2 separate regions of the Mus musculus genome follow, and region 1 is linked to region 2. Evidence: chromatin loops called from intact Hi-C (ENCODE). Cell type or tissue: heart. All regions are shown on one strand. Each heading gives the region's core, and the rest is flanking DNA. Links, peaks and the distances in the headings are about the cores only.

Region 1 (15,311 bases), core at 2,485-10,484, 59 kb after region 2:
TCCTCTGAGTAAACCACAGAGACACCAGGCAAACCACAGCAGATCAGCATGTGTGTTGACACAGGAAAGACCCATAACCTATCTAAACATCTACAAGAAAGCATGCTTGTACTGCACATATTTATGTACATTTGGGGACACTGTACTCTTCTAGTGGGTACTGTCTGCATTAAGTGATCAATTTCAAAGTTAATGCCTTCAGATGATATTGCTTTTATGCAATAATGACATTTTCTGAATCCATGGAAGATCTACAAAATCCTCTTTATTAATTATTTAAACTGAAATTTAATAATATATAAAATTGGGGCTGGTGAGATGGCTTAGTGGGTAAGGGCACCGGACTGCTCTTCCGAAGGTCTGGAGTTCAAATCCCAGCAACCACATGGTGGCTCACAACCATCCGTAACAAGATCTGATTCCCTCTTCTGGAGTGTCTGAAGACAGCTACAGTGTACTTACATATAATAAATAAATACATCTAAAAAAAAAAAAAAATGAGGCTCCGTCTGGTTTAAAAAAAAAATATATATATATATATAAAATTATAGTCTAACAGTAGTATCTTTAGTAACAACAATATACTTTATAATGTCAAAATAAGAGGCCACGTGATCAGTGGCTAACTGTAAGTTGGTTCCCTCTCCTCCATTCCTTCTCTCCTTTTTTTTTTTTGAGATACATTCTCATTATCCAACCTGAGCTGGTCTAGAACTCAAGATTCTCCTGCCTTAGGCCTCCAAGTGCTGGAATTAAAGCCATGTGCCACTACCATATTCTCTTATGCATTTCTAATTGCTGTGTGACTATTATTACAGTCCCAAGCCAGAAAGACTTTTTCCCCCCCTGGCTATTAGATCTGCTTGTCTCTAAACACAAGGAAGCCACCCAGGCCTGACTAAGACTTTAAAAACCACGAATCAGCATTTGAATTCATTAAAAATCATTCGGGCTTTGAGTCTGAAATCACAGCTGCACTGAGGCATGTCAGTTTAATACAGGAACCATAATGTGCTTCTTCTACTAAGAGTCAAAAACACATAGGAAAGCACTTTGAGAACAGCTGACCCTCAGCACCAGCATATACCACTCTGCAAGATCCAGATCTACACAGTCTGCCAGGTGTCAGCTCCACAAGTATCTCACAAACATCTCACACGTGGTTGCCTTTGATACTCCAGACATTCTAAGTCAAAAACATAAAACTATTTTCCAATTTCAAAACTTACTAGCAAAATCCAAAAGATCAAGGATATCTACTTAAATAGCATTGGATTAAATAAGTATCAAAGAAAAGTCTACTAATAAAACATTAAAGAGTTCTTTAATCTTAGATATGACATAGTAATTGGAATACAGTCTTCCTTCTGTTGCTAGTTCGTCCTGAGTGATAACCCTCATGGTTTCCTGAGATGCATTTGTATTACACATGCACTTGCTGGAGGGCACCTGCATGTGAGCCAGGTGCCTGGAGGCCAGGGCCAACTCATCCCCATGGAGCAGGACCTCCAACAGGTTAAGAGCCTTCTGATGTGTGGGTGCTGGGAACTGAACCTGGGTCCCCTACAAGAGCAGTACACACTAGCCAGAGCCACCTCTCCAGCCAGAACGAAGTTATTATTTAAATTTTAACACTAATCTATTCTACCATGAAATTACTACTAAGCAAGCACTACAGAGCTATTTCTTAAAATTGATATGATGACATAAGAGTTTTTTTTAAAAACATTTTAAGTAACTTGGACTGAAACAAGACACTGGGAAGAACAATTTTCAGATGCCTCTTACCATATTCCCTCTAAGCTACAATTGCATCTCTTCACTGGCTCCAGTGATACTTTGTCTTCACCTCTGACTAACTCTGACTCAGCAAAGGCTCCTGACTTTTTCTACTTTTTCATGTACTAAGGGAACTACATTTGGAAGAAGCACTTCGTAAAGAAGTCTTCTAAATCATGAGTAGTTGTTTAAGTAGCTGATTTGATAATTGTGTTGTTTATATATTTGTTTCATTTGGCTGCTACAATCTTTTATATACATTTAAAAATAAACATGGAGCCAGAAAATATAGCTAACTGTTCACCCAGCAAGCCTGAGGCCATCAATTTATCCCCAGTATAAAATTTATACATACATTCATGCACACATCTACCTATTTATCTAAATTTTTTCTGAGAATCTTTCTCTACCTGTAATTTCGAGGCTCAGGCTATGCCTGGAGAGAGAAATCAAAGAACTCAAAAATCACAGTAAAAATAAGTTGGAACTTGCTTCTCTAGAATATGAATCATATAGAATATCACATTTGTACCAGAGACCAACTAAGAACTGTACTAGGAGAGCAAGTCAGGCAAAGCTAATAAAATATTGAGAGACAGACTGACATTTAGACAATGGAACAAGAGAAAACATAACTCAGCTAAACAAAGACTAAGTAAGGGGAGGAGAGCCAGAGAGAAAGCAGCCGCTAACCACGTGAACCATTACAGGCATGCAAGCTCAAAATGGCAGAAAAGCATCATCTAGCCTGGTCCAGCAAGAAAGCACAAGTTACCAGGACGACTTCAAAGGAAAGCTGGAGCTGAAGAGCAGGAACAGCTTCCTGACTACAGGCCCTATCAGCTTGTTGTTCAGTCTCCGGAGGAAGTGACAACAGCTTTATTCTCTAGAGATATTTAAAGTTAGCACAGATAAGGGGCCAGGAAGAAAGCATCCTGTAAGAAAAAATACCCTATTCTTTTTTTTTTTTTTTTTTTTTTTTTTTTTTTTGGTGAGGTTGAAAAGCTGCTAAACAATGGTGAACAGAAAAACATAATATAAAGAAAATAATTTAAGGTTTAAAAAAAAAGTCAGGCAGTGGAGTTGACTGACCACCTTTAATCCCAGCACTCCGGAGACAGAGGCAGGCAGATCTCTGACTTTAAGACCAGCCTAGTCTATATAAAGCAAGTTCCAGGACAGCCAGGGCTACACAGGGAAACCCTGTCTCAAAATAAAATTTGTTTAATTAATTTTAATAATGATGATGACAGCTTAAATCCAGAAAATACAGATTAAAGTCTTGAATCTAAAGGTTTGCCTAGCACACTACGCCTTTAGTTTCAGGAGCAGCACAGGTAAAATACATAATAATAATAATAATAATAATATGTCTGCTTGTCTCAGTTTTATAAGCTTGACTAAATTATGAGTTACATTAAAGTATATATAAATAATGAAAAAATCTGCCATATACCAAATTAAAAAACATTAGAAATATTAAAAATTATACTACCATACAATATCACTGTATACATGAAAGAATAACTTATTCAAAAGAAGATGAAACACTTATTTTAAAGACTCCTAATTAAGAGAAGGGATCTTATCTCCACATAAATTAAGTCATCAAATCCGAATTTTAACAGATGAGACAAAACTAAGGTGAACCTCTTAGTCCTAAAAACAACAGCACAGTCCATTTCTGAGAGATCAGTAATTAGGTAGTAAGACCTATGGGTTCCTGCCTTGCTGGAGGAGGAACCCAAGCTCTCTGGTACTCATCTAGATGCAGCCACCAAGTAGCACTTCTAGTAACTGTCAGACAACCACAGCACAGGATCCCTCCAATCACCTGTGAGAACCAATAAAACATCCTGCTATGTCTATGATCTATGATGTTAACATGTTAACACTGCAGTATAATAATGTAACAAAAAGTGGGAAGAGCCCCCCCCCTGCAGTGTTAACATGTTAACAATCACTAATGTATTAAGTGGTATCAGCAGGCTAACACACTTTTGTAATGATTTCAAATAGAGTGTCTTTTGTCAACTCATGAAACAAATAGAAACACAATGTAAGTGTGTTTTAGTCAGAAAGACTACAATTCCTTCTTTTTTAAAAAGTTACTTTGGATTCTCCATGTTGACTGGCAAAATTGTTAGGAGTACATGTACTATATTACAGGCTTACATGAATCAGGACTTTATTGTGAACTTAGAAAAGACAAAATATTATAAAGTTGGCACTATGATACTCCTTATTCTCAGTGTCAAGTCAGTATTTGAAATGGATTCATTTTCTAAGAAAATGTTACAAATTATTCAATCTTACAGATAACGACTTATGCAACCTTGAAAATAACATACAACCCTAAAAGAGTAGGTAGGTTGCTTATTTTGTTATTAACTAGAAGAACCATTAAGACCACTTTCCCAGAAAAAAGGAACATGACTGATAGCTGTATATATGAATATAAAGTTATAGACTTCTGTGTTCACTTTAAAGCTACTTAAAAGTCAGCTTAAAGCTAAATTCAGTACTGAGTAAATTCCAACACATCAAAAACTTGTGTCAAGCTACAAACCAAAAACAGCACGATCTGTAAGCCCCAGACAAAACAAAGTCCACACATCTCAAGGAAGACCCTGCTGACTCTCCCAACTGCACCACCCTGAACACTTGCTGTTAACAGGATCTACTCTGAAATCATTCACTGGGTCCACTGAAAAAACATCCTCTCCCATCTACTTCTTAAATGTCAATCACCTCAGTATCTGCCACTCTGGGGATAGAAACAAGCCAGAGAGCACTAAAAATTATTAGGATGTCTTAGGGCTAAATAGACCCATTAATGCAGAGGGAAAACAGCAATCAGACACTCTTATCACTTTTTGAGTCTTCTGACTTCATAGTAGTTACAAAGCAAGCAACTAGAAAGCATCCATAAAATAAGTATTTAATTTAAGCCGGGTGTGGTGGCGCACGCCTTTAATCCCAGCACTCGGGAGGCAGAGGCAGGCAGATTTCTGAGTTCGAGGCCAACCTGGTCTACAAAGTGAGTTCCAGGACAGCCAGGGCTATACAGAGAAACCCTGTCTCGAAAAAACAAAAAACAAAAAACAAAAAACAAACAAAAACAAAAACAAAAAAAAAAACCTTAATTTAAAAAAGCTTTCAGCTTTCAGGCTCAGTGATTAAGTGGTTAAGTGGCTGCTCCTCTAAAGGACCCAGATTCAATTCCCAGCACCCATGTGGCAGCTCACAACTGTCTCTAACTCCAGTTCCAGACCATCACACCAAGCATACATGTGGTACACATATCTTTGCATGCAGGCAAAATACTCAAAATAAATAAAATACTCAAAGTAAAAATACCCAAACTAAAATAAAATAAATAAAATTAATTAATTAATTAAAATAAATAAATCTTTAAAAAAAATGCTTTTCAGATACACTACATAAAAACAGCAGTGTTAGCCAGGTAGCTGCTTGCCTTTAATGCCAGCAATCTGGAGGCAGAGGCAGGCAGATCTCTTGTGAGTTCCAGCCAAACTGATCTACAAAATGAGTTCAAGGTAGACAGGGCTATTAAAAGAAATTCTGTCTCAAAAAGCACCCCCCAACCCCCCACCCCGAGCCAAAAAAAAGTAAGAGAAAGGAAAAGGGGGAGCCAATGGATGTGTGACTCTAACTGCAAAATAATAACAGGATGTGAGAGAGTTCTGAGTATCCAAAGTGACCAATCAGAGCCTAAACAGAGAACTGAATTCCATCCCAGCCCCAGCACGTCCCTAACACAAGAATAAAACCCTTCTTATCTTGTTCAGCCATGTGTCGCCTGCCACAAACTGCAAAACAGAACAACGCCCAAAACCAGCTAGTCTGATTTCCACTGAGGACAGACAGACTCTGTAGTCAGAAGCACCACAATGAAAGAACTCCAACTCATACAGCTGCCCTGGTGGCTCTGCACACTCCACAGAACAAAGCCACACCACATACAGTACTTCAAACTTGAAAGGGTCTCAGAAAAGCTGCACTGGCATTATTAATTTGCCGACAGTCCTAGAATTGGTAAGAATCTATCTCCTGCTAAGTCAGTGGGAAAGGATGTACACAGGGCGGAGGAGAAGCTGCAGTCTATAGGAAGACCTGGCATAAGTACTATTAAACCAGTACTTCCAGATCTCACGTCAACATATACTCAAACCGGGAATTACTACCCTCTTAAAGAGAAAGGGCTGCTTCATATTTACAAAGTACGTTTGGAAAGAAGAAGAAAAAAGTAGTGGTCACCTAGTAATTCTCTTTTTAAAGGGGAAAAGAGAGCCACCAAACTCCAGTGCCTGACAAAGAACTGGATTTCAATTAGTTTTAGTCCAGGATCTTATTTTACATGGCTCAGTTGTCTGAAGCAACATAGTAGAGGTTTATGATGAGAAGTTATTTAGGCCTAAGCCCCACAAAGCATTAACATATTTAGACTGCTTCCCTTGACCAATGTAACTTTTTCCTCTATGTTAAAAGATGAAACACTTGGGTTGGAGAGATGGCTCAGTGGTTAAGAGCACTGACTGCTCTTGCAGAGATCCTGAGTTCAATTCCCAGCAACCACATAGTGGCTTTCAACCATCTGTAATGGGATCCAATGCCCTCTTCTGGTGTGTCTGAAGACAGCTACCGTGGACTGTCATATACATTAAATAAATAGTATTTTTTTTTAAAAAAAAGATAAGAAAAAGATGAAACACTTAAGGTGGGGCAGTGGTGGTGCACGCCTCTGATCCCAGCACTCAGAAGGCAGTGGCAAGAGGATCTCTGGGTTTGAGGCCAGCCTAGCCTACATACAGATAGAACAGCCAGGGCTACACAGAGAAACCCTGTCTTGGGGGAAGGGAGGCAGATACAACACTTGACTCCACAGAATGTGCATCCACTGTTCTCACATAAATATCTAAGAGCAAGAATCCAGCAGGGAGGCAGTCCACCTCTTCAGGAGACTTAGGCAGGGGGAGGACTGCCATGCTACACACAGCCAGATACAAGAAGAAAAATGGGGTGGGGGTGGGGGGCTAAGAGACGGCTCAACAGTTAGGAGCACACCCATACTGTTCTTGTTCTGGCAGAGGACCCAAGTTACATATCCAGCACCCAGGGTAGGCAGCTCACAAGCTCCCATGAAATCCTAAAGCCTCTTCTATCCCAGGTGCACATACCTGCAGTCAGGGGTTTTTAAGATTTATTTTTGTACATGTTTACGGTTCATAAGAAGAATTAAGTTATTTTTTTAAAAAAGACTCAGATTTCAATGTTTATGTCCAATGTGTTTATATACCAGAAAGAGAACAAAAATCCCTGAGGAAAAAAAGCTGGGGAAGAAAAAAAAAATCCTTCCATGGGTGCTTTTGTGTGACTTTTGTGTGGAACGATTCAGTGACTCTAAATTCTGTTTCTACAAATTATTAAACTCTGCAACATCTTAATGAAAACCAGGGCTACACCAGTTTCTGGTAAGTCTGCTTAACTCTAGGCTCAACTGACAGGCAAGGACTGAATGAACCAGCAGCACAATTATCTGGACACCTGTGAGTCAGGCCAGGAGAGGGACCAGGATGGTAGATGTAACAGGAAGAGCCCTGACAACTGTCTCTACATAGAAGTACATTGTATTAGCAGGAAAACCGAAATGAAACCCTGCCTAGCAAAGCAGACAAACAAAGGATAAACATAAGTACTTTAAATATTTAGGGCATCTTTTAGGTGAACACTCATGTGACACTGGAAAGCATCAACAGGAAAGGGAAGCCCTGTCTCTGGAGAAGCTGTTATGGTATGATAATGGAATTTGGCCCCTTTAAAAATCAACAAATGAGTCGCACAATTGGGTGAGACTCTCTCATTAGGAAACTAAACTGCTTTCCGCTGGAGCACTAATGTTGCTCTTGAAGACTTTTGGCCTTCTGCTTCAATACTTTGTTTTGCTTTGTTTTGTTTTGTTTTATGACAACAATTTGAGAAAAAAAAACAACAAGATAAAATTTGGAAGTAACATGCAATGTCATAATTTAGTTGAGGAATAAAATATGCTAAAGGAAGCAACTTGCTTTCACTAAAAAGAACTCAAAGGACCTCTTTAAGAACTACACTTGGACTACATACTCTACACACCACACCGTGTCACCCGATTAACAAACAAGATCCACCTGCCATGCCTAAACCAGAGCTAGAGTTTACATCTTTAAATGCTAGGGCTTCTGAAAGATGAAATGTTAAAAAAAAAAAAAAAAAAAAAAAGAATAATTAGAAGCAGGCCCCATGATTTTTCCCTCATTTCCTTTAGCTCCTGGAAACTGTCCCCAGCAAGAACCCGTGATTTACTGGTAATGTCAACATTCTGGAAAATTAGGTAATTAATAATTAAACACTGTGCAGGTCAACACGTAAAAAGATCAGAGTCACAAATCACAATGCAGCAGGATGAAAATTAAGTTCACAGACAGAAACTCCTAAAATTGTGAGTCTAGAACTACCACAGGACAGGAATCCACCCGATGATGCACCAGTACCCACCGACCTCAAGCTCTGACCTTCACCCAAAATGACCTCCCTCTGGTTCCAAAACGAGTACACAATCTTAATGCACCCGACAGAAAACCACAATCATGGTTTTCCTTCATTTCCTCTGAGAATATGGGGGAAAGTTTCTCTCCCAAAAAAACCTGCATTTCCAAATTCAATCAACCGGTTAACTTGGCAGCAACCCTAGACTAATTGCACAGCTCCGAAACAACCCTCTTTCCTATGCCTGTCAATTGCACTAGCTGAAGGCAAATCTGCATCACCGACTCCCCTGCTGCGTGGGACCGAATCCAGGGAAGGTTAGCGACCGAGGAACTTCATACCCACCTGTCCGTGATAGTAGACTGTGTGCCACTCATTGGGGCCCTTGGCGAGAGGTCTTCTTTTTATCCAACTTGCATTTTACAGTAACACCTCCACACCCCACCCCCAGTGCTCTGGGATCAGGCCCAATTTCGGCAGGGACACAAAAGTCCAACTCAAAACTCCATTCAGTCATCTAGAACATCCGATTGCAAGGGGTCAAGGAAAGGGGATGCGGGCTGAGGCAAAACAAGTTATCTCCCCAAACAAACCGAGCAAGTCGGCCACAAGGCGAGCTCAAGAACTAAGAACGATCCTCAGCAAGGCACGGAGAGAAAACTTCGTCACAGAGGGAAGTCGCGAGCCGTAGGACGGGAACCGGGATCCCTCCGGAGCTGGGGCAGGATCGGCTCAGGGACGGGCGTCGGCTTCGGTCCCGAGTCGGCGGGGCCCGGCCCTCGGGTCCCCGCTCTATCTGGGGCTGCGGGCCACTCGTGGCCGCAGCCTCCGCCGCGTCTCACACCGTCCCGCGCCGGACTCGCGCCGCCCCATGTCCCCGGGCCGAGGGCCCTGAGCTGCTCCGCGCCGCCCCCACCCGGCTCCGGCCGCCGCGCTGACAGGGACCCTGTCTCAGCGCCCGGGGCAGCTCCCCATCCCTCGGAGGCCCCCGCGCTTCTTCCGCAGTGGCACGGCGGCTCCTCCCCGACGCTCTGGTAGGCGGCGGCTCCCGCGAGGAGCGGGAGGTCTCGGCCCGGCCCGGAAGCCCGGCCCCCGAGCAGCGGCGGCGGCGGTGGCGGTGGAGGCTCGGTGCGCAGGGCCGTTCGCCCGGTCTCAGGGGCACTCGCGGGAGCGCGCCCAGGGTGGAGGGGGCCGCCGGCGGTGACGAGCCTTGCGACCGCTGCGGGCGGGCGCGCGCGCGGGTTCCGGTTCCGGTTCTGTCCCCTCGGCCCGGCGCGACTGGAGCGCGCCGAGCCGTCCCCTCCCCCGCCGACTTTTTTGGGCCCTTCTCCCTGGGACTTCGGGAAGCCGCTTCACCCGGGATCCCTCCGCTTCCCGGACTCTCCAAACTTGAGCAGATACTTCCGCTCAGTGCTGTCGCGGGGGATAGAGGGAAGCGAAAAAGTAGTTCTGTGTGGCGAAGCGGGCACTGCTGCCTTCTTGCCCCTCGAATGCTCTCGAGGTGCAGCCCACAGTGTACAATCCACCCGGGACAGCAGAGGAGCCATTCCACAGTCTCGAGGAGTTCACGTTTAGAGGTTCTTCGGAACTCCCGGGCTGGAAACTTTTATTCTTTAAGAGAATGTATTCGTTCCCGGTGTCAAATGCTTTTGATGACTGCGTGCGAGCCCAGGTCCACGGGCCCCCGACAGTGTTAGGCAAACCTGCGCGCGCGCGCACACACACACACACACACACACACACACACACAGGTTTTGGGGTGAGCCAATCACCTGGGGCACCTGCTGGCCTAGTCCCACAGCACGGAGGGGAAAGGGGTGGGGGGATGGCCAGAAGAGGCTGTGGAGAAAGGATCTGGGCCCACACTTAAGCCAGGAGTTCCTGATATAAATATTGCTTTTAGGCTGTTTTGCCTTGGCAAAATGAACTGTATTGTTTGCCAAATTGAGAACGCATGGTGCTTTCCACAGCAAGTTAATAAGCGTGTTGTGAAAAGAGATGGAAGAAGTAATACATCTGTCCGGTAAACAGCACAGCACGAGGGATCCCTTTGAAGAGTTCCCAAATGTTTTCTGGTTTCTCTTTCGATGGGGTAGAGACATTCAGCTAACCATGTAGTTTTCTGATTGAATAAATCTGTCCCTGAGGAAATGAGGGACCACGACACAATATAGTTCTCCAATTCTGCCTGTAAACATCAAGCGACTATTCCTTTTATACAATTATCTTCAGTCTCTTCTGAGCTTCAATCCGTGTAGGTGGGAAGAGACTTCGGCCATTTTGTGGAAATCAAATCTAATAAACAGTGGGTGTGGAAAGGAAATAATTACCTCTTAATAATGCTGTTTCTAAGTCATTCCACAACAGTTCGCGAAACGATCGGATCATCACCCCTGAATAGATGCATGAGCTCAAGGTGACGTTAGAATGGGGGGCAAAGGGGAAAAGATAAACAGAAGCCTGAAATGACTCTCTCGCTAGATTTTTTTTTTTTTAAGTTCGGGGCACAGCCAGCTAATTTTGTAATGTTTATTTTTGGAAAGAATAGAAGCAGATTGGAGTTCCAAGCCACTTTCCTAACGATCAGACCTGGACACGTTGCCATCTGCTGGTAAATCCCAACATGGCAATTCTAGCCTGAAGACTCCAACTTGTTTCTACCTATCGTTGGAAAGAGTTCCAAACATCCATCACTATAAACGAGATGTGAACCTTCTCCCCAAGCTTACTCGAGTTTTCTTGAGTGTGCTGTCCTCTTCTCCCTTGTCCTACTAATGTCACAATGCAAGTATCAAGCGAATGGGGGGGGGGGGTCTGATGACTCATCAAATCATGAATTTTAAAAATAAGTTCCCGTCTTCCTTTCCAGCCTGCCTCAATGCTTGAGCTTCAGGGGTGAGACAAACTGGGAACACTTCCTAGTTCACCTTCTCTTCCTTGCATACAAAACCTTTTGGCAAGCTGTTTTCAACATCTTTCCAAATTTTACAGCCCCAGCGTTCTAGCTGTGAGCAAAGGCGGCATTTTGCTGTGGGAAAGCTTTCAGAAGATGGTCAGCAGAGGACTGAATAACTACTGTTTCAATGATGAAAATCTCTAATCACTCACAAGGCTCTGATTTTATTTTTTAATATCCTGACAAAAGGCTCATTATAACTTCACCACTAAGAGTCTACCTATGGAATGCCTTCAGTAGAGCCAAGCAAACCAAGGTCCCTTCCCTAGGTCACACATAGCCCTTTACCTAGGAAAGTGGCACCAGTGACCCAATCCCTGGACATGCAGTTTCCAGTGGAACATCCTCGAGGCCACATTTATCCTCTTATTCACTGCTTCAATGTGCTTATGAAGGGCCTGCTGTACCCAGGACTGTTGTAAGCATCAGAAATCCACTGTCTAGCTGGTTATGGTAGCTTCCACCTTTACTCCCAGCACTTGAAAGGCTGAGGTAGGAGGATGACTTGTGAATTTGGAGGAAGGCTACATGGTGAGTTTCAGGCCAGCCTGTGCTACAGAGCAAAGCCCTGTCTCAAAAAGGGGGAGTAGGAATGAGGAGGTAGCTCAGTGGTAGAGTACTTGTCAAGCAGGCCTGAGACACTGGGGGTGGGGGAGCAACTGCTCAAACAGTTGGTAAAATCAGAATATTATTCCTCCACGTTTAGGCAAACTATTTTCTGCACTGATTGTGTGCTGATTGCTATCTTCCACATAAAAAATAGGAATGATTAATGCTAAAGAGCAGATTACTGTCAACATTTCTACAAGCCAGAGGCTTTTCTCCCTTGGTAAAACCGCAACAAAGATACGAAGGCAGACTCTGGGTTTATAGAAAGTTATTTTATTTCTATAAAATTTAGTACAAATCGTATTGAAATATAAATCCTTCTTGAGCAATATCAGGGATGATTACACAGTAATTCAAATGCAAATAAGTGTCCCCTTTTGTGTCTGGGGACACATCGCACACTAGTCTGCCCTTCATTTACCTGGGTTGTAAAAACAGGCAACCTCTTAACTGCTGAGTCATCTTCAAGAGGTTTTTAATCTCTGACTTTCCTCATAGTTACTAGTTAGACCATCAAGAAGAGCTGAAATGAGGAATTCCTCCCCACTTATCGCTCGTTCAGGTGCCTTGTTATCAAAAATAAATAAATAAATAAAAACCTACAGGCATTTGCTTGAGTTTGCCTCAAACAGAAAGATCTACAATCCTTTCCTTCTGAGGAGGGAGGGAGAAAGGAACCAGCATGAATTTGATTAAGCCTGCTCCCTGGTCTGGTCTGGAGCAGGTTACACGGGGCCAAAATACAAAAGCCAGTTTTGTTTTGTTTTTTTCTTTATGCCTATGTGCCAAGCCACTCTTATTGACTCTGCTTTTGCTGAAGTCAGCATTCCCCAGTTTCCAGTTCTGCCCACAGTTTTGCTGGAAAGGAACACACCACCACCAGGGATTGGGTAGAGTGCTTTGCCTCGCAAGCGCAAGGCCCTGGGTTCGGTCCTCAGCTCTGAAAAAGGAAAAAAAAAAAGACTTCTCAAAGGAACACACCAACATATCTATGACACAAATCAGAGAAAAGGAAGCATGGTGTTATCTGTCCAGAAAACAAAAACGAAAGCCCGACAGCTAAAAGATACCTCTTTAGCTACTTACTGTTAAAGAACCTTTCCATTTGCAAGAATGTCTACGTTTTCAACCTCCCTTGTGACTGGTTTTTGTAGGTAATGCTGCTCACTGGGTTAGTGTCCCCAGTGACTATAGAATGGGCTGACACTTCTCTCTGACCTTTAACCTTGCTTCTTCAGTAGCACCATCTCCTGGCTTACCACCTGAATTAACCAGTCACCATTGATCTAAATAATATAGGAAAGACAACAAATGCACAAACAGATAATACTTTTTTTTTTCCATTAAAGCCCTACATTGGAGCCAGGCATGGTGGCACAGGATTGTAATCCTAGCCCTGAGGAAGCTTAAGTGGAAAAATAGAGTTCAAGGCCAGCCTGAACTATACAAGCAAGACAGTGTCTCAGGAGAAGGGAAAAGGTGATTTAAGGGGGGGGGGGGGATCTAAAACAAAGAAAAAGTAAGAAAAGAAGGAGGTAGAGGAAGAAGAAACGAAGGGAGGAAGGGAGGAAGGGAGGAAGGGAGGAAGGGAGGAAGGGAGGAAGGAAGGAAGGAAGGAAGGAAGGAAGGAAGGAAGGAAGGAAGGAAGGAGCCTGAGGCTATCACATACATGAAAATCTTTGGTTCTAGTTTGCAGTATGTACCAGGAGCTGAAACCTGAACTCCATCTCAAGTACAGTGGAATCCACATGGTAAATCCCCGTGGAATTTAGCCATGGCCTCTCATGCCTAGCAGATTAATTCACAAAAGCCCTGAGAACTGGCATACTCTTCCTGGTCGGGCAGAACCCGTACAACTGGACCAAGTAAATCTAAATCTACCCACATCTCACTCATCTTGCATCTGAAGCACTAGCTCTACAGTTTCTGTGCACACAGAGTTAACACAGGAACCCTGAGCTGCTATCCTTGCAAAGGCCTGCTTGTAACGTTGGTGAGGGCTCCCACCAGAAACTGTTAAGATTGCCTCACTGTTCCTAAACTGTTTCTGAAACACTATGGCTTATGCCAAATGACCGCTTTGGGGGATCTGGAATGTTGCCTCACGCTACTTAGAAGCACATGACCTACTGCCATCAAAGTTTGGGACACCAAGTGTTTGATGACTTTCATGTGTGTTGTTGTGAATCACTCCTGTATATCCAAGCAAGAGACTAGAAGCGAGTGCTTAGATCCCATGAGCTTGGACAAAGGTTCTTTTCCCTTTGCTGAGTCTTCTCCGTATCCTTTCATCATTGCAGATGAAAGCCCTGAGTCTTCTTGATGAATCATGGAAGCCGAGGGTGTCCTTGGTAACCTCTGGCACAGTTAGTGAAGGGAGACGCAGTGAGAAGTTCCTGCCATTGTTAGCTTCACTCCCTCCTCTCTGTCCCTCTTGGCATAACAGCTCCCATTCACAGATACTTGAATGCCTGACCCATGCCCCTTCCTGAGAGTCCCTCCCTTTACATGGGATGAACATACTTAAAATGTCTCGTGGAAATCAGGAGTAAGTGTGGGGAAGGAGTTATTTCCAAAAGAACAAGAAACAGCACTGATTTGACTCAAGTTCTTTTCAGAGATGTCTGAATACCAAGGTCTCCAATGAACATGGGGACCCAAAAAACAAGTGACAGTGGTCATCACTAAACAGCTCTGCCCACTTGTCAATCATCACTGAGGGTGTACAAGTGCCACTACAGGAGTAGGTGTTTCAAGACTGCATATGCTTAGCCTGGAAAATGACTGAAGTCATAACCATACCTTTAGCCCTTTTTTGAAACCTAAGTGCTCGCTTTCTAAGCCCTATAAGCTTAGCTCTGTTTCTGACCCTGGTCCCATGACCAATTCAATCCAATCCACTGACTGGGGACAAGCCTTGACTAGTGTGTCTTGAGATGCCCATTGTGTCTTAGCTGCCGCTCTTCATTCCGTCTGCTTCTCCACGCATGGTACTTCTTGATGCTTTTCTTCCATGCAAAGCGCCAGATGCTAACCATGAAGCACCAAGACACAGCATACATCGCCACACCCCCAACCTTCACAAACCACTTGGGGGTGGGTGAGACCATTTCACAGAAAAGGAGATGAGCGCCCACACCAATCCTCACACCAGTGAACAGAGCCACAAAGAGGAAGTCCACCACATCCCCCGTGAAACTGTGATAGTGGCCAGTTTCCCGGAGAAACCATCGCATCTGGAGCAGCGGGTTGGTGATCTCACTTCCAAAGAGTACAGCATTGACCTCTGTGCCCGACTCCCCAAGTGCTAGGGCCATGATGATCCCCAGGATGCTCAGTGTGTGATGAGCCAGCATCAGGGGACCCTCGGACTGGAAATAGATGCACCAGCCCAAGTCGAAGATGAAGTAGCCCAAGGTAA
Region 2 (15,311 bases), core at 4,359-12,358:
TCACATAGTTATTGTTCTGTTAATAGTTCTTAATCTACTCGTCTTGCAGATAAAGAATAACACGTCTTCCTAAGGCATGAGGGACAACAGCTATCTAGAACTTACTCCTTGTATTAACATGATGTCTCAGTGCCTGAACTGAGTCTTAGAAGACAAACAAAACTGGAAAGTGCAGAAGGAAAACTTAAGCACTCAAGGCGACATGAAGTGAGCAAGGAGAGAGCCTGGTACTCTGAGGAGGGCAGAAGACGGGGCAGGATGACAAGCTACAAATAAAGCACAGTATGTTTCCGTAACTATTTGTGCTTTGCTAGCAAGCGAATAAGCACAGCCATTATTTTAGTAATATTAATCTGACAAATAAAAACAGACTATAGGAGAATAGAGAAAAGGAGGTGAATCAACATAAAACTAAAGTGATACAAAGTTATGACTCTATGACTGTATGTGTTGGGAGATCCCTTTAATCCCAGCACTTGGGAAGCAGAGGCAGGCAGATCTGAGTTCAAGGACAGCCTGGTCTACAGAGTGAGTTTCAGGACAGCCAGGGCTACACAGAGAAACCCTGTTTTGAAACAAAACAAAATTTAAAAAAATAAAAAGACAAAGCTATGAGTCTATTAAAATAGTGTAATGACGTGGTGAGCACTAAAGAAGAAAGCGGGGCTGGAGCCACAGAAGGGAGAATGGAAACACAGTGAAAAGGGCTAGGAATGGAGCATCATCCTTAGCTACCCTGAGAGTTCAAAGGCAGCCTACACAAGCCCCTCTGTAAGAAAATGGACAGAGGGAGGGGGGTAGTGAGGGAGGGAAGGAGGCAGGGAGAGAGGGAGAGAGGGAGGGGGAGGGAGTGAGGGAGGCAGGGAGTGAGGGAGAGGGAGGGAGGGAGGCAGGGAGGGAGGGAGCGAGAGAGGGAGAAGCAAGCTTATTGATGCTTGCTTATTTTCCCATCACTAGACTCAGAGACAGGAAAACTATATATTCTAGGCCAGCCTGAGCTACATAGAAAGACTATTTCTCAAAAAACAAAAATAGGCTGTCAAGAGAGCTTATTTGATAAAGTGCTTGCAATGCAAACATGAGGACCTCTGATCCCTAGCACCAACTTCACCTGCGCCCAGCACTATGGTGCATATCATTGACCCCAGTGCAGGGGAAGTCAGGACGACCCATAAGGCTGAGTCGGTGAGCTCCAGGCTCACTGAGACCAAAAACCAAGCAAAGACAACACCCAACATCCACGTGTGCACACACAGGAGCATGAGCACGTACACACACAGACACACACACAAGTGCACAGACATAAACACGCATGCACACACACAGCATAATGGGCACAAACACACATGCACACACATAGAAACCTGGAAACCTGTAGGGTTAAAGTGAACTGACAATCAAATAAACAGGCAACCCAAAAACCAGGAGGAAAAAAAATCAGATCAAAGAAGTGTTACAGAAGACAAGAAAAGCCATCAGCACTGCCTGAGTGGTTCAGGAAGTGTACACCGACAGCAACAGGCTCTCAAGCAGGATATCTGGGGTCACCTTAAGACTGTGAGTTCAGAAGCCAGACTTAAAAGTAAGAAGAGAAAAGAGTTATGAGAACATGAACAGTTCATGCACAATGTTCTTCACAAAGCTGGAGGACACAGAGGACAGGAAGCTGGTGGGAGCAAGAGTCAAACCAACAGCTGAGCCATTTCTCCAGCCCCTATTCTAGTATTTAAAAACCCAAAAACACATCTGGTCTCAAGGATTTCAGAGAAGGGATACTGATGTTAACAGTTTGCCTCTAGTATGGTCTAAATGTTCATATCCCCTCAAAATCTGTACGTTGTTGCCCTAACTCCTAACGTGATGCTATCTGGAGGCAGGCGTCTGAAGTGAGATGAGGGTGAGACTCTCATGACAAAAACAGAAGTCAGTCTCTTTCCCTCCCTCCCTCCCTCCCTCCCTCCCTCCCTCCCTCCCTCCCTCCCTCCCTCCCTCTCTCCCTCCCTCCCTCCCCTTTCCCCCTGCCTCCTTATCCCCCATCCCAAGAAAGTCTATGTGAAGGAGAGGAAGAAGGCAGCCATCTGCAACCTCACCAGCCTCCCCTGAATATATCAGACATCCAGCTTCTAGAACCCTCAGAAAATAACACTTCTGTCCTCTAGCCACACAGGTCCAGGCATTCGCTATGGCAGCACATGTGGTCTATGATGGCTTTTAAGGGACATGGCTTATTCTTACAGATTCCCTCATACCCTACAGTAACAGTTCTTCAGTACAGGATTAGAGATATGACAGTCATCCCAGCACTCAGGAAGTTGACACAGAAGAGCTGTGTTGAGTTTAAGGACATCCTGGACTACAAACTGAATTCAAAGCCAGCCAGCGTCACATACCAAGACTCTGTCTCACAATAACAACCCCAGGCATGATGGGGTATACTTGCAAGCCCCACACTCACGAGGTAGAGGCAGAGATCAGGAACTCAAGGCCAGATAGGAATGGATATATATGTGTACCTGTCTCCAAAAAAACCTAATGCAACAGGAAACTGAGCACACTAAAGCTACAGTTCAGAAAATATGCCCATAAAGCACAGGGGACAAATAGAACGTTGCCCAGGCTACGCCGACAACTTGTGCAAGGAAGCAACCCTTTCACTTTCCTCTTCAAACAACCACAGTCAGTCTAACCCTCAAAGCAACTCTAAGAACGGCAAAATAAGTGAGATTATTTGAATGACGTCTGTACTGTGCACTCAACTAAAGAACTTTATCAAGATAAGAGAATGTCCTCCGTCCACAGGCCAAATGGGCTGTTAACAAACCCTTGCCGAGCAGCAGTCCCTGGTTGCTAGGACTCTACTCAGTCAGGTACCATCTCCAAATGTCCCTTGGCTCCCCAGAGCATACTCTTCACCTAAGCTGACTGCAGTCTAACGTGCTTTCCACAAGCACATTCGCAATGAGAGAGGCACGCTAGCTGTCATACTTAGCCCTCTACAGAGTGCTTACTGGGAACTCCTAATTCAAGTCCTCCAACAACAACCAACCAAAAAAGGTGTTTCAAGGGTTCTCACTGGACAGATACACTGAGAAGCAGGCCTGCTCCCTGAGCACACTTAGATGCTTCTGTCGCTACCAAGCTATGTCTGGACGAGTATAAAGCTCCCTGTTCTAAGAAAAATATTAGTACAGTATTTTCTGTCAGATTCCTAGATCATTAATCCATATCCAACATGAACAAGCTCCTACACACAGCAAAATCTAGAAAAGCGGTGAACAAGGTGAACTGAAATGGCTGCTAGGAAGGATGGAGATGCACAGATAATGTTCACATTCCTCAGCAAAAAAAAAGACAGGAGGCACCTTACTTACAGAAACACAGCCTATTGAACACTACTTTGGAGGAAAGAAAAGTATAAACTTGGGGAGTCACAAGCCTGGCAAACATCTCCTTTTGACTACGCAGCAGAGAGAAGCACATGAGCATGTGCCCAACGCAAGCAAAACTGCTCAGAACCAAGCACTAAGGCTTCGTGGTACTCAGTCCTTTCAGCGGGCATCAATTTCCAAAGGCTCTCAGGAGGTATGGACCATTCATTCCATGCACTTTCCTCCTCATATAGGGCCTCATATGGAAGTCCAGACCCATTTGAGTAAACTCCCATCCGATGGACCTTGCTCTATTAGAGAAGACCCCATCGGCTGTCTTCAGTGGAAGCTTTTAGTCTGGCTACAGACAATGCCTCACCTCCTTCCTCACTCGCCTTAGTAAGCTAGGGCAGGCAAGCTATCCCAGCACTCAGGAAGCAGAGGCAGGAGGATACTGCATGTCTGAGGTCAGCTGAACTACACAATGTGTCCAGGACAGTCTGGAGCTGCACAGTAAAACCATGCCCCAAAAAGCTTGAAAAAAACCAAAAGGCAAAGCTCTATGAATGTCATAAAGTCTGTCATATTCCAGGAGAGTCTGGAAATACTCCATTTTCACCATGTGCTAGAACAGCTCATCATTCAGGTTAAACCAACTGTTTATGGAGATTATTTTTAAAGGTATTTTGAAATTTTCCTATTTGGAGTAAGTCTCAGTGAAACTTCCAGAAGGCACAAATGTTTTAAGCCTCAAAATAAAACACTTAAAAAATTTTGCAATTAGGGATACATTTTATAAGAATGACTTTTACAGGTGATAAACCAACCAAAAATTAATAAATAAAAGATAAAACAAGAAACTTCAAAGAACTGCTAACATGCAGAAATGATATCATTTCCTATAAGAATAGGAAATGGCTGAGCTGCTTAAATTCTACTTAACTCAAAGCCTGAGGATGAGACCAGAGAGGCAGCCAATAATTCAAAGCCCATCGCTGCTATTCAGGGAGCCTGACCCCACTTTCCTAAGATAAACAAGGAGGAAATAGGTAGTGCAGCCTATTCTCAGCCTACCATGTTAGTTTCTAGTCATCTTAAGCTTCCATATCACAGCCACATGGGACCCCAGGCTCCCTTTCCCTGCAGGAGATCATGCCATGCAGAGCAGACAAGAAAGGCTGCAGTTACCAAAAACACAACGAGATAGCATGAAGCAAGCTGCAGAAGTGCAAGGCCGCATTAGCTACATCAGCTTACCATAGATCTCGGATCTACTCTCCTCTGAACTAGACTTTGTCTTCTTGGAGGAGCTATCTGTACAAGAGCGGGAGAAAAGGAGAGATATAGAAAATATGGAGACCAATGTAAGGGGGAAATTTCATGGGGATAAAAGAACGAGTCATGATCAAGTTAAATCGTGCAAACATGAAGTATGAACATCACAGGTGACAACACTTAGAACAGTCATGAACAGCAGAGGTAATGAATGACATATTTACAGATTATGGAAGAAAAGAGTGCAATTAAAAATAACAGGTGAATGGTCTACACCGTGTATCATCTGATAACTATAGTGATGGAAACAGCACTGAGAGCTGCACCCAGGTTCCTGAGAAGGGTGCGGTCTCTGTGGAAATGGCACTTCATAGGCAAGCGGACAGAACACATCTATCAAGACTAAAGAGACTATGGCAGTGAAACTGGTGGCCATTATTATAGACAATAAGTAGCTATAGAAATAACTAAAAGCCTCTGGCCCATGACCTGGATCCTGGGTATCACAAGTGCAGCGTTCTCTCTCCATGGAGACCTGTGACATGTTACGGCTCCCACACCACCAAAGTCATCTAAACTAACTATTAATTTCTTTACCATGACACAAGATGCAAAGCAAAGTATTACATCCTAGTTTTCCCTTCTTAAATACTTACAATACTTGTTTAAAATTAAGAAAACTATTCTAAAAGTATGAAATATTTCAATAATTCATACAAAAATATTCTATTAAATATTTTAAATTACATTTCTAAGTAAAAATGTCTTTAAGAGGCATAGTTGTCTATCTCAGATTGGGGTGTTGTTTATCTTTTGTCACAGGAACACATAACTAAACAAAATAATACTTGCTCAAAGAACATATGTAAATATCTAATAAAAAACTATTAAGCACTATCTACAAAGCAAATACTGAGATTACATGGGGAAAGGAAAGGGCAGCAGAATTCAATCGTGTGCACAAATTGTGGTCTCACGAAATGGCTCAGTGGTTAAGAGCACTGACTGCTCTTCCAGGCGTCCTGAGTTCAAATCCCAGCAACCATATGGTGGCTCACAACCATCTGTAATGAGATCTGACACCCTCTTCTGGTGTGTCTAAAGACAGCTACAGCATACTTACTTAAATAAAATCTTTTTAAAAATATATAAATTGTGTCGAGCAGTGGTGGTATACGTCTTTAATCCCAGTACTTGGGAGGCAGAGGCAGGCAGATTTCTGAGTTCAAGGCCAGCCTGGTCTACAGAGTGAGTTCCAGGACAGCCAGGGCTACACAGAGAAACCCTGTCTCGGAAAAAACAAAAACAAAAAACAAAAACCACAACAAAATAAAGGATATACATTGTATCAGCCTGAGTACTTGAAGAAAGGCAGGGTCTCTGCTAAGCACTATGGCACAGGCCTACAATCCCAGCACTTGAGAGGCTGCAGCAGGAGACCAGTCTGAGTTACAAAGGAAGACTCTGTCCAGTCCCCACTTTAGAAGGAAGGAAGGAAGGAAGGAAGGAAGGAAGGGAGGGAGGGAGGGAGGGAGGGAGGGAGAGAGAGAGAGAGAGAGAGAGAGAAAGGAAGGTGGGCAGAGAAGATGAAAGTGCATTTACATTCGTTTGTTTATTCAAATGCAGTTAGCATAAATGTTTTAAGTTGCACTGCAGTTAGTCACTTCACAACAATCACAGCTGAGTTTTAAGTGAATGCAGAAGTTCCCAGTGGTCAATATCCTTCATTTAATGACACACTAGTACTTGCACCACGATTCGTCTTGATTTTGAGACCTCGGTGTACCCTCAATCTCCAATCAGGACATCTCTATTTCTCCAACTATCACAAGTCCTACAGTGATGCTTCACTGTGGCATCTACAATGCTGTGTTAAGTATGCACTCATTCCTGCTGACTCCAGCACTACTACACAACTGCAGAGTATGCGAGAGTAGGAATAACCATGCCTGAGTGCCTCAATCCACATAAGTTCTATGACTCTGAACGTCACTATCTGAAAAACATTCTTTGAAAGAACAAGAGAATTTTACCTGTGGGGTCAAAATCATGCGATGAACTGCGTTCAACTTTCTGTTTCTTATCTGTTGGTGACTCTCGGTTCAAAATACTTCCATGCCTAAGTTAAAACAATCAAATATTTACTATTAGAAAAGCATAACAGTAAAACCTCGGATAAAAATTACACAAAGGAACCTGTTTACAGTGACGTGTGTGTGTGTGTGTGTGTGTGTGTGTGTGTGTGTGTGTGTGTGTACGCGAGCACCCATGTATGCACCCATGTGTGCAGGTACCCACGAAGGCTGTTATAACCTTCAGTTATAAAGCCCCTTGCACTTGGTGGTACAGGAGACTGTGAGCTGCCTAAATGTGCATGATAGAGAACAAACTGCTCCTCTGCAAGAGCAGCAAGCACTCTTAACAACTGAGCCATCTCTCAAGGAACCAAAGGGACAAAAACAAAAACAAAAAAAAAAAGTAAATAAGTTTCTCTTCCATAGCATAAGCCTGTATTTTTTTCAAAGAGTTTTAAAATTCAACTTTTGCCATACATACTATAGTCTATGTTCTTGGTTATAAAAGGGCCTCAAGTAGTAAAACTTACTAATATTAAGGTTAATTTTATCCTTAAAACAACTGCCTATAATTTACTTATTTTAAAGTTCCATCTAACAACAAGAAAACAGTGCCCCAAAGAATTCAACACACTCCCTGACATTACATACACCACAGTCAAACTGAAATCACTACAGAAATAAAACATGAAAAAACAAGTTATAAAAGCAAACCTACACAGGCAAGGCTTGCCTTCCTAGGGTTGAAGCCCTAGCCAGCCACCTCTGGGCCCAAAATAATACCAGAATTATTGTTTTTTACTATGATTTAATCAACTATAAGCACCAGATAATGGTTGGACAACTGAAAAAGATGACGCTATGATACATGACTTCCAGCTAATTGAAAAGTTAGGGTTACTGGGAATGGGACCTCAGCGTTCTAGATAATAGTTATGACAATTAAGGAGAGAGAAGAAAACATATTAAGACAGGAAACTGGGCATGGTGGTGCAACGCCTTTAATCCCAGCACTTGGGAGGCAGAGGCAGGCGGATTTCTGAGTTCAAGGCCAGCCTGGTCTACAAAGTGAGTTCCAGGACAGCCGGGGCTACAAAGAAACCCTGTCTCAAAAAACAAAAAAAAAAAAAGACAGGAGTGTTAGGGACTCTCAAACTGTGTGTGACAGACAGAAGCACAAAAACCTAAATACTTTCTATACTTTTTTCCCTTATTGTCTTAAAATAACTAAGACTAAATCGGCACAAAGTTCATTTAAAGGTGACAGCAGGCAGTCATGTGACAACACAACCCAAACTGACAATCCATCTGCACCTCCCCAAGCAACCCACAATTCAAAACAGCCAGATTTTAAAATTAAATTTCTTCATAGGGAGTGACCTTAAAGTGTCAATTTGGATAAACTTTTTAAATGCTTACATTAAAAACACTGAAAATATTATCAAAACAAGGCTGTGTTCCAGAAAAAAATATGCAACACCTGTTGTATCTGAAATCTGTGAAGCATTATAAAAGTTTGTACTACTTAAATCCACACTCTCAAAAACCACAAAAATCCCCATAATTTTAAAAGAATGCTTCTAATTAAAGTTTAACTCCAACTTCCGTATGAAAGCAACTGAACAACTTACCTTATAGGTTTTTTGAGGGGAAACCTGTAACAAAGGGAAAACAAAAACAGATATTCGTATTAATTTAACTTGTAAAGACTGTTATTATAGCTACTGACTATGCTAAACCAAAAGGCATTACAGTCTTATGCTAACTTTCCCAAAGCAAGACAACAATGGGGTCAGAGGTCTTGCTCTGTTCTTTAAAGCTCATTCTCATTTATTTTTAGCTTTCATAACAGAAACTCTGAAAAAAAAATACCTTCAGAGTATTACCAGCTACTAAAAATATGTTCCTCAAGTAGAAAACAAAGTGTGTGTTTGCTTTGCTTTGTTCTTCTGGGGTTCCCTGGTGTTGTGCCCAGGTTGTCCTTTTTTAAGTATTATAGCTGATCACAGTGACACAAGCCCTCCTTCAGTTTGGGAGGAAGAGGCAGGAAGTTTCCAAGTACAAGGTTAGTGTGGACCACAAAACAAGTCCTGGGCCAGCCTGGGCTACAGAGTTAAGACCCTGTCTTAAGCAAAGTGGGTAGGAGTGGATCTGATTTTTCTGTTTGGTGTTTATTTGGGGATGGGGGGAGCTGAGACAAGGGTCTCCTTATACCCTGAAGCCATAATTCTCTGCTTTGGCCTCCATGGTGCTGGGATAAAAGGCCCACACTACCACCCTTACCAGAACGGCTTCCTGGTGAGAACGAGATGCTACACAGAGAACTGAAATCCAGTCACCATAGAGGCAATCTGATTGCCAAATAAACCCTCATAGACAAGTTTAATTACAAAGTCACTTTAACTCGTATTTAAATCAAACTGAAACAGAAAAGGCCAAAGCATCTATAAGCCTCCATGATAAGGGATGGTAGGATAACATAAGACAGTGGTAAGCGGGAAGGGGTCTGGAACAAGAAGATGGACTTCTAGAAAACAGGTAATGCCAAAAGACAGCCCAGGAAAAAATGTCCCTATGTCACCTGATAATCCTTTTGGGGGAAGAAGGGGGACTGGAATCGGCTTTTTCGTTATCAATGAATATAAACTAGCAGAGATGGACTCTTAAAGGACTGCCTGCTAAGGACAATGCCTGCAGTAGTCTATCAACCAAAGGAAACCCTTTGGTTCTCTGAACTACACAACCCCAGAAGAAAACAGAGCAAAATATACCCTTTGTTTTCACCTATCAACCGCAGGCACCCCAAGCAATGCTTACTGTCAGAATCTGTAGCATGCAGGGGACTCTGGTGAAGAATTCTAGAACTTTCCTGCAGTATGACTGTTACAATTTCTGGACTGTTTTCTCTTACAAGAAAATGGGGACAATGGGAGGAGACAGAAATGAAGCAAGGAACACTAGAGCAAAGGCAACCACAGGGTGACCTCACATCTGCTTCCTTACAGCCACACAGTACAGAGAGAAACTTACATGTTCTTTTTAAAATTTTTAAATCATTCATTTTCATTTTATGTGCACTGGTGTTTTGCCTACAAGTGTGTCTGTGTGAATGTGTTAGATTCACTGGACCTGGAGTTACCACATGGAGCTGCCATGTGGGTGCTGGGAATTAAGCCCAGGTCCTCTGGAAGAGCAGCTAGCATTCTTAAACAGATCTATCTTTCCAGCTCCAAGAAACTAACAACTTCAAAAATCACAGTTTTTCTAATTACCAAATTCTATTTAAAGCAAGCAAGGCAGATGGTCCTGTGTTCTTTAAGAAACCAGGTTGAGCAAACCCTAAGGGCAAGCCAGTCCACAGCACTCCAGCATGGCCTCTGCACAGCTGCCTTCACGCCCTGTTTTGAGTTCCTGCCCTGACCATTGCCAGTGATGGACTACTATGACGTGGAACTCTAAGCTAACATAAACCCTTTCCTCTCCAAGTTTTTTATGGTCATGATGCTTCACAAAAGCAACAGAAACCCTAAGACAATGGGTTTACCTTACCTGCTCTAAGTACCAAAAGGATCACAGGGAAGGGAGGAACCTTTACTTCTGACATCTTAGGAGACAGAAACGCAGTTCATCTAGAATCCCTTTCAAATCACAGAGCACTGAAAGATCCCCATTCATCTGGCCCTGTGCTCAGCTTGCACTTACCACCTGAATACACAGCCAGTTAACTCCACCATCCCTATACAAGCTCAGAAAGACAAAGACTTCACCAAACTCCCAGGAAAGGTACCCAGGGAGCCAGGAAATTACAGCTCAGTTCCCACAAACTCTAAAGAAGTTTGCAATTTCTGGGAATTAGAGCAATGTGAATCTACCTAAGTCTTACAGAGAAATAAACCCTTTCTGTAGGAAGAATGCTGTAAGTAGAACCCTAATGGAATAAAAATTGTACAGATTTCATGTTTATACTTACATTTTTTTAATTACAAAGGAAATAAGACGTTGATAAGACGTTTGCCTACATACACTTTTAGTTTTACCTTAGGTGGTTAAGTATATTTGTATAAATATATGAAATTTTTTTTTCTTTTTTCTTTTTTTTTTTTTTCCCGAGACAGGGTTTCTCTGTATAGCCCTGGCTGTCCTGGAACTCACTTTGTAGACCAGGCTGGCCTCGAACTCAGAAATCTGCCTGCCTCTGCCTCCCGAGTGCTGGGATTAAAGGCGTTCGCCACCACGCCCGGCAATATATGAAATTTAAGAGGGTATGTGAATATAAAAGATATTATCATTACAATTAAAATGAGGGCAGGTGTACACTGTATGTGGCTGCCTGTGCACAGAGCTTGGGATGAGGACATCGGGTGTCCTGCTCTATGACTCTCAGTTTTCCTCTGAGATAGGACCCTTCGTGGAACCCAAGGTGGTCCCCCAATGATTTTCCTGTCTCTGTCCTAACCCAATATAGGCCAGGGATACAGGTGTGCTGGCCATACCTGTATTTTTACTTAGTTGCTAGGATCTGAACTCAGAACACTCTAAAAGAGCCATTTCTTCAGCTTAATTACATCTTTTACAAATATATTTCCCAAGTCCATAGAAAGCACTTTATTATTTTCTATTAAGAAAACTATTTTTCATTAAAATGTATTTAAAAAGTGTTGGTTTTGTACTAAGAGGTTTGTTTTTGAGTCTAGTGTCAAATGTAATGCGTTCTGTCAGAGTCACAAAACCATGTTGTTTCTGTGAAATATAAATGTCTCAGACTTTCAAAGGATCAGTGGGGAGGTCCTCTAATTTTATGGGAAATGGAAATTTCTTACATTATGAGAAATATAAGAAATTAGCATCATAATACTGTTTCATACTTGTTCCTACAAAGCTATTTGTTTAATTTCTCCATATACATGGAGACAGAGACAGTCAGGCAGGCAGGCAGGCAGGCAGGCAGGCAGGCAGGCACACAGACACACGCACCATTGCATGTACTGAGCCGGTGTCTCTCCCCAGTTTCAGTTAGTCTAGCTGACTAGCTTAGTTAGGGGATCCTTTGTCTCTGCCTTTGGAAATCAGGGATTACAGGGGACTCTATGCCTACCTGGCTTTTTATCTTATTCTGGTAATTGGGCTTCCAGTCCTACTCTCACAAGCCATCTCCCCAGATGTGTATGGTTTTGTTTTACTCTCAACAGAGAAATTAAAAGTAGAGGAAGGAGACTTTACATGCAAGGGAAAATGTTTTAACAATTCTAATATTCCTCCCACATCACCCCAGAACTGTGAACTTCTGCTGACAAAACTCAGTTCAGCAGGCACGTCTCAACGCTCTGGGCCTGAGTTAGAGGGTTCATGCTGTCTAAGGCCAACCCGGACCTACAGTGAGTTCTCTGACCACGAAGACTGCAGGGTGATTCTGTAGCGAAACACTAGGAACATACAAGGTGCAGCGGAAACGCAGAGATCACTACTGCTATTTTCTCTTTCTTAGCTACCAAAAGAAAAAGAGCTTATTCTAATACACTTTATACATAAGACTATGTAAGCTAACATAACTAAACAAATTACTATACTAATTTACATACTAATATCAAATAACAATCAAGAGACTCTAACTCCCAAGTCACTGAGGAATGAGAGTGTCTCCTACCCAAGATGTAAAGTCGCCTATGAAGCGAAGCCTTTCTACTCTGTAACACCATGAAATCATCCCCTTTTCTCTCTATATGGACTTCACACATAGTACAAAAGTTCTTTTATGAAAAGTAAAGCAACTAAACATATCACCTTTAACTTTCATCAAGCTGGGTTGGCAGCACATGCCACTGTAATCTAGCCAATTGGGAGGCTGACTTGGACCAGTTGAACCCAAGGAATTTAAGACCAGCCTGGGAACCACTGGCAGACTCTCTCTCTAAACAAACAAACAAATAAGACATTAACATATTTTACACCATTAAACATTTCATTACAGCACTGGCTTTAGCCTATGCTATGTAAGACCCTCGGGGCTCATTAGACGTCACCATGGATGAAGAGTAGGGAGAGGACTCAGCTCCCTGTACATCAGAATGGCTTGGCTTCTATTTCAGATAGAGCGTCCAAATAAAAATCTCAAAAAGTGAGCTCTTTTATTTCATTACTGGGGACTGAACCCCACATAATTACTTATTACTGCAAAATATCTACTCTGTAATATGCTGCTTAACTAATATTGCCAGTTTCTTTTGTTACTATTTATGCTAGGTATAGTTTTTCAGTCCAGGGACAACACTATTACAAATACTTAGCTCTAGGCCTAAACTCCCCCTTGAAGTTTTAGGATGAACTCATTAACAGGAAGGAACCCACATGGGAGTTTAGACTAAAGATAAAGGCAGCACTAAATAAACAGAAAAGGAAAGACGGGGCGCCTCTGGTTGCATTAATCCTATGCAACCATTTGTGTCTAACCTTTGTGGAAGGGGACTGCAGCAGAACTTTTCTAACAATAGCTCTTATAAGACAAACGACCAGATAGCATTACTTTGCTGCCCAAGTGACTGGATATGGGTGTGAGAGACTCCCTGCTTGTTTTAAGTAAAACAAACAAACCAACCAAGAAAGCCGTTCAACAGCAGTCCTAAGTTAGAGGATACACAAACTGGTAAGTAACAGAGAGCTGTAACAAACACCGAACACTGTCAGATCAAAGTGTAATTTACTTCCTATCAGTGTATCAGGAGAGTAAATGATGTTTCTTATGAAATCTGTGAAAAGAATGAGGTGCAGAGTCATGATTTGACTGAACTAAAGGTTTGAAATGATACAAGGTTTAAGAAGTTGTTACATTTGAAGTTGTTACATTGTTTGTTATAGGTTGAATGTGGGCTTAGGACTGAGGGAGCTCCTAAGCCCCGCCTTCTCTGAGACGCCCCAACTTAGAAGCTGGGTCTTTACACACATTTTGTTAACTTCCAAGAAACCTTTACTTAACCCAAAGTCACAAAGGCTTTCTTTATATTTTTTTCTGATCGATAACTTTGTTTTACTTTTAGATATAGTGTGTTTTATAAATTTTTGCAGGAGACATTATCAACAAATGTTTATCTGCTTACATATGGATAGCCCACTGCAGAAAAGATTCCCTCTGCTGAATTGCCTTTGGACTGCCACCGGAAATCAGCTACCCATCTATGTACTGGGTGTTTGTGGAAGATCCATTTCTGTACCTCATAAGAGGTACGGGTTACCAACATGTTATGTCTACAAATAGTTATGCTAGCTTTGGTCATGATGTTAAGGTGATATCATCGAAGCTTCTCCCTGTAAGGCTACTGCTTTTAGCCTGCCATACTTTATGCTTTAAAAACACAAATCCTAACCTAGTAGTAGGGCACATGTCTTTAATCCCTGCTCTTGGAAGGCAGAGGCATGCAGATATCTAAGTTTGGAGGCCAGCCTGCTCTACAGAGCAAATTCCAGAATAGCCAGGGTTTAAAATAAAACAAAAATGATTAAAAACTCCAACCTGGGTCAGTAAGGTAGCTCAGAACTTGCAGCAAAAGCCTGACAGCTTGAGTCTGACTCCAAGAATCCACATTAAAGTTGAAGGAGAGCCAGTTCTACAAACTAGTCCTCTGACCTCCACACAGGACCCCATGACTCATATCTCTCTCTCTTTCTCTTTCTCTCTCTCTCTCTCTCTCTCTCTCTCTCTCTCTCTCACACACACACACACACACACACACACACACACCAATAATAATGTCTGAAAATGTTAAAGCCTTGTTTTTTTAATCTAACTCCTACTAGGAGTTAATGGCATTAAGCTCTACTTTCCAAACAAAGAGGAATCTACATGCTCTGGAATTTTCTGGAAGAGCTGTTTCTGTGTTCTCCCATCTACCAAATGTGGACTCTGTATGTTTACTTTATACTCTGAGATAAAATCCAATACTGCAATGTTTATTTCCATGTTCACATTGCTCTAGCTTAAGCCACTGAGAGCCCTTTCAGGTTGGCACTTATGTTACTAAGACATGCTCCTCCCTCTGTATTCTGAGTACTTCTTTGTTTCTGTCACTACATGGTACTCTAGGCTCCTTAGCACACTAAAAAATTCAAGAACATTCCCTACGTCAACCTCGTAAACCAGGGAATTAAAAATATAGATGAAACATAAATGTTTTCTGCCTTTTTTATGTAGTATAATTGTTACATGCTTTCATGTTACCTAATTACGATTTATAAAACCCCAAACCACATCTCATTTAAGCTGGCACCAAGATATTCCCGATGTGCTTCCTGTCCTCATAGCTGTACAGCTTGTTGTGATGTCACTTTCATTCCAGTTATTGGTAATGCTTGACTTATCTCTACTCCTGATTCACCTCGAGGCTAGTCTAGCTAACTAGCTAAAGCTTTAGCATTTTAGTAATCTTCTCTAAAGAACCAACTTGTGGGTTAATACTTCGTTGTTTAACTGTTTTCTCCTTCATGAACCCCTGCTCCAATCATTATTACTTTCCTCTATGCTTAGTTTGGCTTTGGTTTACTCTTCTTTGTCTAGTTTGGTGGTGGTGGTGGTGGTGGTGTTTGTTTGTTTGTTTTTTCTTTG

Evidence for each region. Peaks named below come from ENCODE experiments on the same cell type or tissue, not always from the same donor. Only the 100,000 strongest peaks of a DNase experiment are listed, where the experiment ranks them.
Region 1: a loop joins it to region 2, with 2.5 times the contacts of the local background. A loop is called at or near these places in 6 of 42 quality-filtered maps.

The regions. Positions count from the first base shown.
Region 1 is chr9:43,096,509-43,111,819 of GRCm38, forward strand. Arhgef12 (Rho guanine nucleotide exchange factor (GEF) 12) reads right to left here and starts at 9,210. Exons shown (of 41, transcript NM_001359232.1): 1 at 8,671-9,210. The coding sequence starts at 8,702. Tlcd5 (TLC domain containing 5) reads right to left here. Exons shown (of 3, transcript NM_001034863.3): 3 at 12,145-15,311. The coding sequence ends at 14,812. In heart, for the core only: a CTCF peak has its summit at 6,434 (motif pointing left); DNase peaks (open chromatin) are centred at 5,613, 8,893, 9,573, 10,063 and 1 weaker place; H3K4me3 peaks cover 4,525 bases; H3K27ac peaks cover 4,566 bases.
Region 2 is chr9:43,035,915-43,051,225 of GRCm38, forward strand. Arhgef12 (Rho guanine nucleotide exchange factor (GEF) 12) reads right to left here. Exons shown (of 41, transcript NM_001359232.1): 2 at 8,350-8,373; 3 at 6,677-6,762; 4 at 4,626-4,682. Among named protein-coding and RNA genes, the nearest start is that of Arhgef12, 62 kb to the right of the region's middle. In heart, for the core only: no CTCF peak of the experiment used is centred there; a DNase peak (open chromatin) is centred at 8,767.